Regions from separate parts of the Homo sapiens genome. Here region 1 is linked to region 2. A link is an interaction called in ENCODE POLR2A ChIA-PET data of the cell type or tissue named here. Cell type or tissue: B cell. All regions are shown on one strand. Region 1 overlaps CCDC88C (coiled-coil domain containing 88C). Region 2 overlaps CCDC88C (coiled-coil domain containing 88C).

Region 1 (5,000 bases), 53 kb before region 2:
AGAAGAGAAAACCATCATCCTTGTGTGCCATGTACCTACACTCCTAAACCTGTAGCCCTGCTGCAGACACAGCAAGGGAGCCTCCAGTCATCTGTCCAACCAGCAAAAAGCACTGAGTAACTACCACATGCTGTACTGAGCAAGGACCTGCAGGGAAAACAACAGTCCAGACTCCACCTGCCAAAACCTTTGCTCTCTGAATGCACATTAAGAATACAATAAGGGGTCAGCACGGTGGCTCACGCCTATAATCCCAGCATTTTGGGAGGCCGAGACAGGTGGATCACTTGAGGTAGGGAGTTCAAAACCAGCCTGGTCAACATGGTGAAACCCCATCTCTACTAAAAAATACAAAAATTAGCCGGGTGTGGTGGTGCATGCCTGTAGTCCCAGCTACTTGGGAGGCTGAAGTAGGAGGATTGCTTGAAGCCGGGAGGTGGAGGCTGCTGTGAGCCAAGATCGCTCCACTGCACTCCAGCCTGGGCGACAGAGTGAGACTCCATCTCAAAATAAAGAAAGAAGGAAAGAATACAATACAGCATTATTTAATACGACATAACATAACACTAAGAATAAGGCACGCAAGTGCCTGGTGAGTGCTGGGCATCATGCTAGTATCAGACTTACACGAATGCTTCATTAGTTTGTCAGCTGGGTGCAACTCCTACCATGTCTAGACACAGCACCACGTACACAATAAATGTCACACAAATAACAAGATGGGTGGGGGAAGACGAGGGAGAGATCAAAGTGAAAAGAGGCAGAAGATGCTACTTTAGGCCGGAAGGAGTAGTCTTATAGTTTCAGATGCCTCAACAGCCCCTGAAGGATGGAGATCTGGATGGATAAAAGGGGTGAAGAACTCCAGATAGAGACAAAAAGGAAGCACTTGGCAAGTGAATAAATGAATGTCATCACCACCCATGAACCCACAAGCATCATCAGCGCCCGCACAAGGCTTTTGTGATTCAATGACATTTGTGGCTCCTGACCGTGGAGATGTCCTCCCCACTCCCACCTTGAAGAACCAACGATCACTTAGCCATGTTGTTGAGGCGGCTCCAAAGGATATACCATCAGCAGGGCCATTTCCCAGGCAAAGGAAGTAGATCTTGCTCCCTCTGTTGTACTCCAAGTACCTGAGAGCCTCTCTTTAGCCATGTCTCTCTCATGCATCAGATTCAGGTGCACATCACACCTGCCCCTCAGACTCTGGAGAGCAGCATCCTACCTCTCCTAGCCCTCCCTGGATCCTGCCATGCCCTGCGCAGGTGCCTGGTACCATCACTGATCAGCAGGAGACAGAATCCCAGCCCAGATTGGCTGACTTAATGAATACAAAACCCAAGACCATGAACTGTCAAGAGTGCAAAGTTAAGATGTGTGCATTTCAATGTAAGTTTTACCTGTAAAAAATGGGGTGAGGGTGTGGAGAGTGGGAGGTGCACATGAAATGAGAACAGCAGGACATAAATGACTGTCGAGAGTGCATGATGCATACACAAGAGTTTCACTATATGATTCTGCTTCCTTTCTATATGTTCGGAAGTTTCCATAATTAAAGGTTAAAAATGAAAAAAAGCAAGCGAGACCTTGATATGAAAGAGAAGAGCTGGGAGGCCAGAGAAGGCATACCCCTACAAACGGAGCCGTGGAGAATTCCCTCCTTATTTCTGTTTTGGGGAGAAAAGAGACAGAAGAGAACCCTTAGGGATCAGGGCCCCAAAGGCCCACTGGAAATAGTAGAGGCATCCCCTTCTCCACACAGGAGCCCCTCTTACTACTGTCTTCAGTTGCACAAATTCCAAATTGCTAAAGGTAACGTTTATTTCCTTCCTTTTGGGAAAGCTCAGGTGCCCCAACAATGGGAAGCAGCTGGCCAAGAGATTTCCTGCAGGGGAGGTCCAGGGAAGTCCCAGTCCTCCGCGCAGCCTGACAGACTCCCCAGGCCTGGCCTCAGGCCCCGCTGCAGGCCTACCCAGGGGCCCCACCTCCACCCTCCTTCACCTCCCCTCCCCACACACCCTGCCTCTCCCCCGGGCCCTGCCCACTTCCCCAAAGCCCTGCCTCTCCTGAGACCCTCTCCTGAGACCCCACCTCTGCTCCAGGCTCCACCTCTCCTCCAGGCTCCACCCTTCTCACGAGGCCCCCGCCTCTCGTCCAGGCTCCACCCATCTCCCCCAGTCCCTGCCTTTCCCACAGGTCCTACCCACCTCCCCCAGACCCCGCCTCTCTCCAGGCTCCACCTCTCTCCCCAGGCTCTGCCTCTCCTCCAGGCTCCACCCCTCTCCCCAGGCCCCACCCCTCCTCCAGGCTCTATCACTCTCCCCCAGGTCCCACCCATCTCCTCCAGGCTCCACCCATCTTCCCCAGGCCCTGCCTCTCCCCTAGGTCCCACCCATCTACCCCAGGCCCCACCTTTCCCCCTGGGCCCAGCCTCTCCTCTGGACTCTACCCCTCCCCAGATCCCCTTCCTTCCCCAGGCCCTACCTCTCCCCGAGCTCCTTGTGCTCCAGCTCCAGATTCCGATGCAGTGTCTTTAGGCAGCTGTGCTGGCGGATGAGGGCCTCGTACTCGGCCGATTGCCGCTCGTGCAGCGTGCCCAGGTGCTCGTGGTCCTGCAGCAGGGCCTCGTAGGCCGCTGTAAGTTGCTCCTGCTGCCTCTGCAGGCTTTCGTTCTCCGTCTCCTTGGCCGTGTGGTGGTTCTGCAGCAGCGTGTACTGCGCGGTGAGCGCTGCGCTCTGGGAACTCAGCGTGGAGTTCTCCACCTGCCGAGAGGGAGAAGCGCGGCGTGGCGCAGGCCCCACAGTCAGCGAGGAGGGCTGGGGAGCAGGTCAAGTGCTCGAGCAGACACGAAAATAGCCGGGACCCTCAGGGCAGAAGACCCAGAGGGTACCCAGGATGGCTGTTCCAGAACTTAAGCAACTGCTGTGGGAAGGGGACTAAACCGCATAGACGGGCACTCAGAGGGTACTTCAGTCCTGAGCCACTCGCCACAAATGTGAGCTGCTGGGGCAGATGATGTCCTTTCCCTGGATAACTCCCTTGTGTGCTGTGCCCTCTCTGACTATTTTTTAAAAACCTCTTTTCAGCTGACTGTGGTGGCTCAGGCTTGTAATCCCAGGACTTCAGGAAGCAGAAGCAGGAGGGTCACTTGAACCAAAGAATTCAAGACCAGCCTGAGCAACATAGTGAGACCCCATCTCTACAAAAAAAAAGTATTTTTAACTTAGCTGGGCATGGTGTTGTATGCCTATAGTCCCAGCTACTTGGGAGGCTGAGGCAGGAGGACTGCTTGAGCCCAGGAGTTGGAGGTTATAGTGAGCTATGATTGCAGCACTGCACTCCAGCCTGGGCGACAGAGTGAAACCCTGTCTCTTACAATGAAAACAGAACCTATTTTCTAGAACAAGTATACAGAATATCTGTAAATAAGGATATAGAATACCTGAACAATACTATCAACCTACTTAACATAATTGATATTTGTATACCTCTCCATCCAACAACATCCAAAATCATCAGAAAACTGAAGAGGAGGGAATACTTCCCAAATCATTTTATGAAGCCAGAATTACCCTGATATTAAAACCAGATTAAGACTGTAAGAAAAATTCAAAATAGTAAGTCAATATACTATTTTCTTGTTACCAGAACAAATTCCGATTTCTTTGCCAAACAGTTTCCTGTTGATTGTCCTTGCCCCATAAGATACATATTTTCAAACTTTTCTCAGAAATTGCAATAAAAAGCCAGGTGTGGTGGCTCACGCCTGTAATCCCAGCACTTTGGGAGGTGAGGTGGGTGGATCATTTGAGGTCAGGAGTTCGAGACCAGCCTGGCTAACTTCGTGAAATCCCATCTCTACTAAAAATACAAAAATTAGCCAAGGCACAAGAATCACTTGAACCTGGGAGGTGGAGCTTGCAGTGAGCCGAGATCGCACCACTGCACTCCAGCCTGGGTGACAGAGTGAGACTCCATCTCAAAACAAACAAACAAAAACTGCAATAAATAATTTATTTCCCCACAGTCTATAGGCGATAAATGAAAACAAGCATCTGAAGTGGCACACAACCTAGTTCTGCTTGATGCTCTCAACAGTCTGGGAGCCACTTAATATCCTACACTTCCCTCTTAGAGATTAAAAATTCACATTAGCTTAAAAAGAAAGAGTTCTGCCAGGTTCTACAGTAAAGAAACCTGGTTAACTTTGTTAAACCAAGCTTAATCCTGAAACCTCTTTTCCAAGTCAGTCCTAGTAACACTTCAAGGAAAAGACTGGAAAACATGGACAAGAATGCAAGTAAAAGGAGAGAAATGAAATGAAAATGGCCCATGCAGCCATTTTCTCAATCACTGAAAATGGCTTAAAAACTATCACCCCCTTCACTGATCACTGTTTACAGCGGGTCTCTATTAACAAAATCCCAAACTGCTTTGTGCTTTGATCTGCTGCTTTTGAGGAGTCCTAATGCCCCCAGTTGGTCCCCAGGAGCCACAGATAAACATCCCGCCAGGCTTGTGACCACTGGTGTTGGGAGCCCCGCTCACCTGCAGCTTGGCGGTCTGGGTCTGCAGTGTGGTGTTGTGCTCCTGCAGGAAGGCGCTCTGTTTCTGCAGTGTCAAGATCTGGCTGCTGAAGGTCACGTTCTGGGTCTCCAGGTGCTGCAGCTGTTCCTTTAGCAGCTGCTTCTCAGCCTGCAGAGCTGCATTCTAGAAGATCGGGAGGCATGAGCGAATCAAACTCCAACTGGGTAAATGCTAACTGGCCACAGGTACTTGGGTTGTAACGAACCCTCAAAAGTTGATGTTTTGGGGGCCAAATCGAGGGTCCGCTGGATGAGGTCAGTATATTTTCTCTCTTTGAAAAAGATAATCAGCAGGATTTTTTTTAAAGGCTACACATCATGGGGACACTGCCTGACACCTGCATATGTGAGTGGGAGGTGAATGCATGCTGGAGTTAAAGCTGCTTCCTTTGTCTCTTTAATGCTTTC
Region 2 (5,000 bases):
CATCCTCCCTCACAGCACAGACGTGAGCTCTTGCTTCTCACAGGCTTCTTGTAGAAAACACTCACCAGTAACCGCGAAAGATATTTAATAGCTGTGCAGCTGGCAAGATGGTGAAGGCGGTTTTCAGGGAGTCATCTCAGGCCTAGGGGAGACAGACACGTGGTACTGGGCAGAGAATGAATCTCACTTGACCCTGACCACTGACAACTGGCCTTCTTATCTATGAGAGCAAGTGGGTAACACCTGTCAGGGGCCCCAGCTTGACGGGAGAGCAAAGTGGAGAGAGGAAGAGAGAAAGGTGGGCCCCCTGCATGGATGCTGTATTTACTGAGCACCTACTACATGCCAGACACTGATCTAGGCATTCGAACGCACTGACAACAACAACAAAAAACCCCAGGATTCCTGCTGTCATGAGAGCGTGCACCCTAACGGGGGAAAAGTATGCAATGCCACAGAGGGGAAAAAATAAGTGAACAGTATAGGCTATTCACAGGTGCCAAAAGATATGGAGAAGGGAAAGCAGAGCAGAACAAAGAAGACAGGGCGTGTGGCAGGAGAGACAGGTGGGGCCACACTGAACAGGGGCTCACAGGAGGTGTTTACACAGCTCGCTGGCAGAGGGACCGGCAGGTGCACAGGCCCTAGTGCCCGGAGCGGGCTGCAAAATGACAGTCGGCTGACCTGAGGAGTGGGCTGCTCGGGCTGCCATGCTGGGAGCAGACTGCAGGGGGCAGAGGTGAGGACACTGCCCTGGGGAGCAGCCAGGCGGAAGCAGGGGAGCTGGTGGTGGTGAGGAGGGCTGCAGAGGAGAGCTCGGCTTCTGGGGGTGCACTGAGGGTAGACCCGGGACACCAGGCGACAGCGCAGACACGGGTAAGAGGGAAGGATAAGGATGGCTGAGGGGAAACAAGGCGAAGGACGCTCTACGGCACTCAGGCCCCAGAAGCCTGCACACCGCCTCACTATGGGGGCAGGCTCTTATAAGAGCCGTCATATAAAAGTGAGGGCGGGGTTCAAGCAGGGTCCAGCCAGAGCCCAGGCCGTGCTCGGAGAAGCAGAGACTACAGCAGTGAGGCACCAGACAGACCCTCCCCTCCCCGGGGGCGTGGGTGCAGCTGAGAGTGAGCTGCAAAACCACAGCACCATCAGAGCAGAAATCCAGAGACGGTCCCAGGGCAGACACAGCGTAAGGGAGTGAGGAGTTTGGGCCGGGACGGGCAGATGCTGAGGAGAGATTTCAAAAGCAATTTTCAGTATACGAAGTACTGTTTCATAGTTACTGCACTGTCCTTGACTTCCACCCAGGATAGGAAGAGAGTGAACACCCTTCTGTCTGATGGGTGTGGGGGGTTAAGTGAGACATACAGAAAAACTGTAAGTTGTGGCACCTCCCTTTTTTAGGTCAGAGAAAGGGGACAAATGCGTAGACTCTCAGGGTCTTTTAGTATCATTGTGTTGGGGAACAGTGGGTGGACCAGATGCTCTGTTGGGATCTGGAATCTGGGAGCTTGTGATGCTATGTGCCCAAAACAGAAAAGTTACCCCAAACTATAAAACGTTATAAATAACAGTACAGTGTTAGCATCCATCAAAAAGAGTACAAAGCAAGCCCCTCACACACGACGGGGATAGATTTAGTCAAAAAGCACACACATGCCCCACCCCGGGCAACCATACAAATTAAAAAAACACCAACTTTGTTCTTTGTTTAAAAAGAAACGAAAAGAGCTTCACACATCTATTTTTACAATTTAAAACTGAAAATGCTATTTCATAAATACATCCCTCTGCCCCTAGCACTGGTGTCTGCATCTTCCTGCTGGTGGATGTCCGCTGCCAGCCTCCTCTGCTCTCAGAGCACCATGGGACCCCTGTCAAACCTACTCATCCGTGCACCCAGCTCCCCGTCCCCCAGCCCTGACACGTTGCCCTCTGTGTGCAGCCTGCCGAGGCCACCGTCTAGCATGTCAGTCAGCGAGGCCCGGGGCCCTCTGAGCCCTCGGTGATGGGTAGAGTTATTCCCGTCCTTCACTTTCCCAGCCCTCACTGTCCAGTTTCTCCAACTCCACCTTCAGAGCTGGGACCAGCTGATCCATGTGGGCTGATTATATACCACGGGGGCCCCAGGGACATTCAATTCACCTGTCAACAGTCTAAAACCAGCTTCCTCTTAACATTCTAAAAACTGAATTGTGGTTAGGGTTTTACAGCTTTGTATATTTATGAAAAAAAATCACTGAATTATACACTTACAATGGGTGTGTTTTATAGCATGCAAATGATACCTCAATAAAGCTGTTAAAAAAAAAAATCAGCATCCACATCTTTACAGATGTTTCTGTTTGGCAGCAGACCTGAGATGCGGACCTATGTTCTCTGCCCATGGACAATCTCTGTGGTGTTGGGAGGTGCCTGATGGTAGTGGGGCAGAGAGGGCAGGCTTCCAGATGGTAGTGGAAGGGGAGACACCTGCAGGGATGAGAAGAGGGGGAGCACCAGCAGGAAGGTGGGCAAGCTATGCAGGTAACATTGGAGCTAAAGGGAGGGGTGAGAAAAGGCGGGGAGAAGGATGCGTTTAATATTAGGTTCAACCATATGCCATTTTTATAGGTCAAAAAAGACTGGATATTGGCAATTGCCTACAGTTAAACCTAACCCATAGATGTCCATGTGTGACAGATGAAGAGGCTCAGGTTTGGGGGCGGACAGAGCAGGTTTCCAATCAGCCCCTCTGCTTACAGGCCAACTGGTCAAGGACATGGCACCCAAGCCCTCGGAGCCTCAGTTCTCTCCCTATAAACGGAAATGGGCGCAGCCACACCACAGAAGCACGTTTTCATTCCTTTAAATACAAATTTTAATTAACTAATTAAAGATGGAGTCTTGCCTGTCGTCCAGGCTGGAGTGCAGTGGCACAATCACAGCTTACTGCAGCCTCGACCTCCTGGGCTTAAGCAATCCTTCTGCCTCAGCCTCCTAAAGTAGCTAGGACTATGAGTGCGTGTCACCATGCCCGGCTAACTTTTTTATTTTTTGTAGAACTAGTGTCTCGCCAGCACGCTCGGTCTTTCATTGCATTTGTAACGCACGTTCAGTGCCAAGCACAGGGTGGGCGTGCTAAGGAGTGGCTGTCCCCTCCTTTTGCTCCTCCACTGTCTCCAGGGCAGACGGAGTGGCTGTCCCCTCCTTTTGCTCCTCCACTGTCTCCAGGGCAGACAGAACAACAGGACTAAGCTACCGCCAACCTCTACAGGCATCACTCTCATCTCCTCCCGTAACCAGCCCCAAATAAACTAGGAAGGTGGCAGAGTTCTGCTCAGCAAAACAGGCTCCACTTCCCTGAAGTTACCAGAAATCATGAGAGTCCCCCGGTCCCTGGAGCCCAGGGCTGTGGCCAGCATGGACTGCATCTGGCGTCCCCGCCCTTCTCTGGGGGAGCCATGAAATAAAGCCGGAACACACATGGCCCCATGGCAGAGCTGGCAGGGGAGCAGAACCAAAGGCCCCCTGCTACTAACACGGGAAGTGGGGGAGGGCGCTTGCTGCCGGGGGCCACCAGGAGGACCAGGGGTGGCCTCTGCAGGGTCTCCATGTAAGGCGGTGAGTGCCCACAGGCCAGAGCACTGAAGACTATCAGGGGTCCAGGGATGCTCTTCCTTCTGGCTCATGCAAAGGCGGACACCTCAGCCAGCTGGAGCCCAGAAAGAGCGCCCCCACGGAACAAGGAAGCCGCTGCTGATGTTCTCAGGGCGGTGGCACTAAAAGAAGACTGCTCTCCTACCAGCTTTGTCCTCGGCTGGTTACTCAGTGAACTCTTCTAAAGTCTCAAGGCCACTAGCTACTGTCATACGGACAGGAGAGGGGATGGCCAGGCTGCAGTGAGACCAGGCTGAGGAGACGCCAACAGAGGAAGCCCGAGTCCCTTTTGGAAATGTCTCTAATGTTTAGGATTCACGGTTTATTACCATCCTACAGGTGTGGCTTTTCCTGTGTTCCTTGACCCCTCACCTACTCCAGGAGGCCCCAGACCTAAGGTTTCAAAATGATGACAAGGTCTCCATCAGAACAAGGGAAGTCCTAGCCAGCGAGTAACTCTGTCCCTGGGGCCTGCGACTTCTGTCCACCAGCTATGGGTGCAGGTAAACACACACAGGTGAAAGGGACGCAAGGCATTACTCCATTTAATGCACCAAGGAAGTTATCTGACAGGCAGAGATTAAGTTCTGACTTTCTGTAAGATGCCAGGAGGACATTTAATTTGGTCTTTCTTTTTTTCATTTTATAATTAGAGATGAGATCTCACTATGTTGCCCAGGCTGGTCTTAAACTCTTGGGCTCAAGCGATCCTCCTGCCTCGGCCTCCCAAAGTTTTGGGGTTATAGGAGTGAGCCACTGCGCTCGGCCTCATTGAGTCTTTCAAACTCACACTGAGCGTCAGAGACTGCGGGGACCTAGAACGCGTGCCTGCCAGGAGAGCTGAGTCCAACAGGGAGACATAAGACAGATCAATGAGCTCCGTCACCGAGCATGAACCTCGCAGGACCCCAGTGACAGATGTCAGTTCTCTAAAGAGATTCTTACTCTCTTGTCTAAGGTACCACACTCCCTGATGGTGTCAGCTGATTCCACACTTACTGAGGAGGTGAGTCCACCAGATGGTATGACTCAGGCACCTAAACCCAAACTCATCTTCCCAGGAGGAACAAGGCGGTGGCCTCACTGGCCTCTGCACACACATCTGAGCGGTTGGGAGGCTTCATTCTTTTTTTTTTTTTTTTTTTTTTGAGACACAGTCTTGCTCTGTGCCCAGGCTGGAGTGCAGTGGCACAATCTCAGCTCACTGCAAGCTCCGGGCCATTCTCCTGCCTCAGCCTCCCGAGTAGCTGGGACTACCATGCCCAACTAATTCTTTGTATTTTTAGTAGAGATGGGGTTTCACCTTGTTAGCCAGGATGGTCTCGATCTCCTGACTTCATGATCCGGCCGCCTGGGCCTCC

What was found. Peaks named below come from ENCODE experiments on the same cell type or tissue, not always from the same donor. Only the 100,000 strongest peaks of a DNase experiment are listed, where the experiment ranks them.
Region 1: POLR2A ChIA-PET joins it to region 2 with 11 read pairs; 13 of 35 experiments call an interaction of 5 or more read pairs at or near these places.

The regions. Positions count from the first base shown.
Region 1 is chr14:91,301,211-91,306,210 of GRCh38, forward strand. It overlaps CCDC88C (coiled-coil domain containing 88C), which reads right to left. Exons shown (of 30, transcript NM_001080414.4): 19 at 4,555-4,716; 20 at 2,491-2,768. Among named protein-coding and RNA genes, the nearest start is that of GPR68, 59 kb to the left of the region's middle. RefSeq lists silencers at 1,993-2,052, 2,213-2,372 and enhancers at 4,077-4,912, 4,913-5,000. In B cell, no CTCF peak of the experiment used is centred here; a DNase peak (open chromatin) is centred at 2,281; H3K27ac peaks cover 1,082 bases.
Region 2 is chr14:91,354,396-91,359,395 of GRCh38, forward strand. The region is part of intron 4 of CCDC88C (coiled-coil domain containing 88C); the gene reads right to left. Among named protein-coding and RNA genes, the nearest start is that of CCDC88C, 61 kb to the right of the region's middle. RefSeq lists an enhancer at 503-1,013. In B cell, a CTCF peak has its summit at 718 (motif pointing right); DNase peaks (open chromatin) are centred at 816, 986 and 2,066; H3K4me3 peaks cover 1,408 bases; H3K27ac peaks cover 1,600 bases.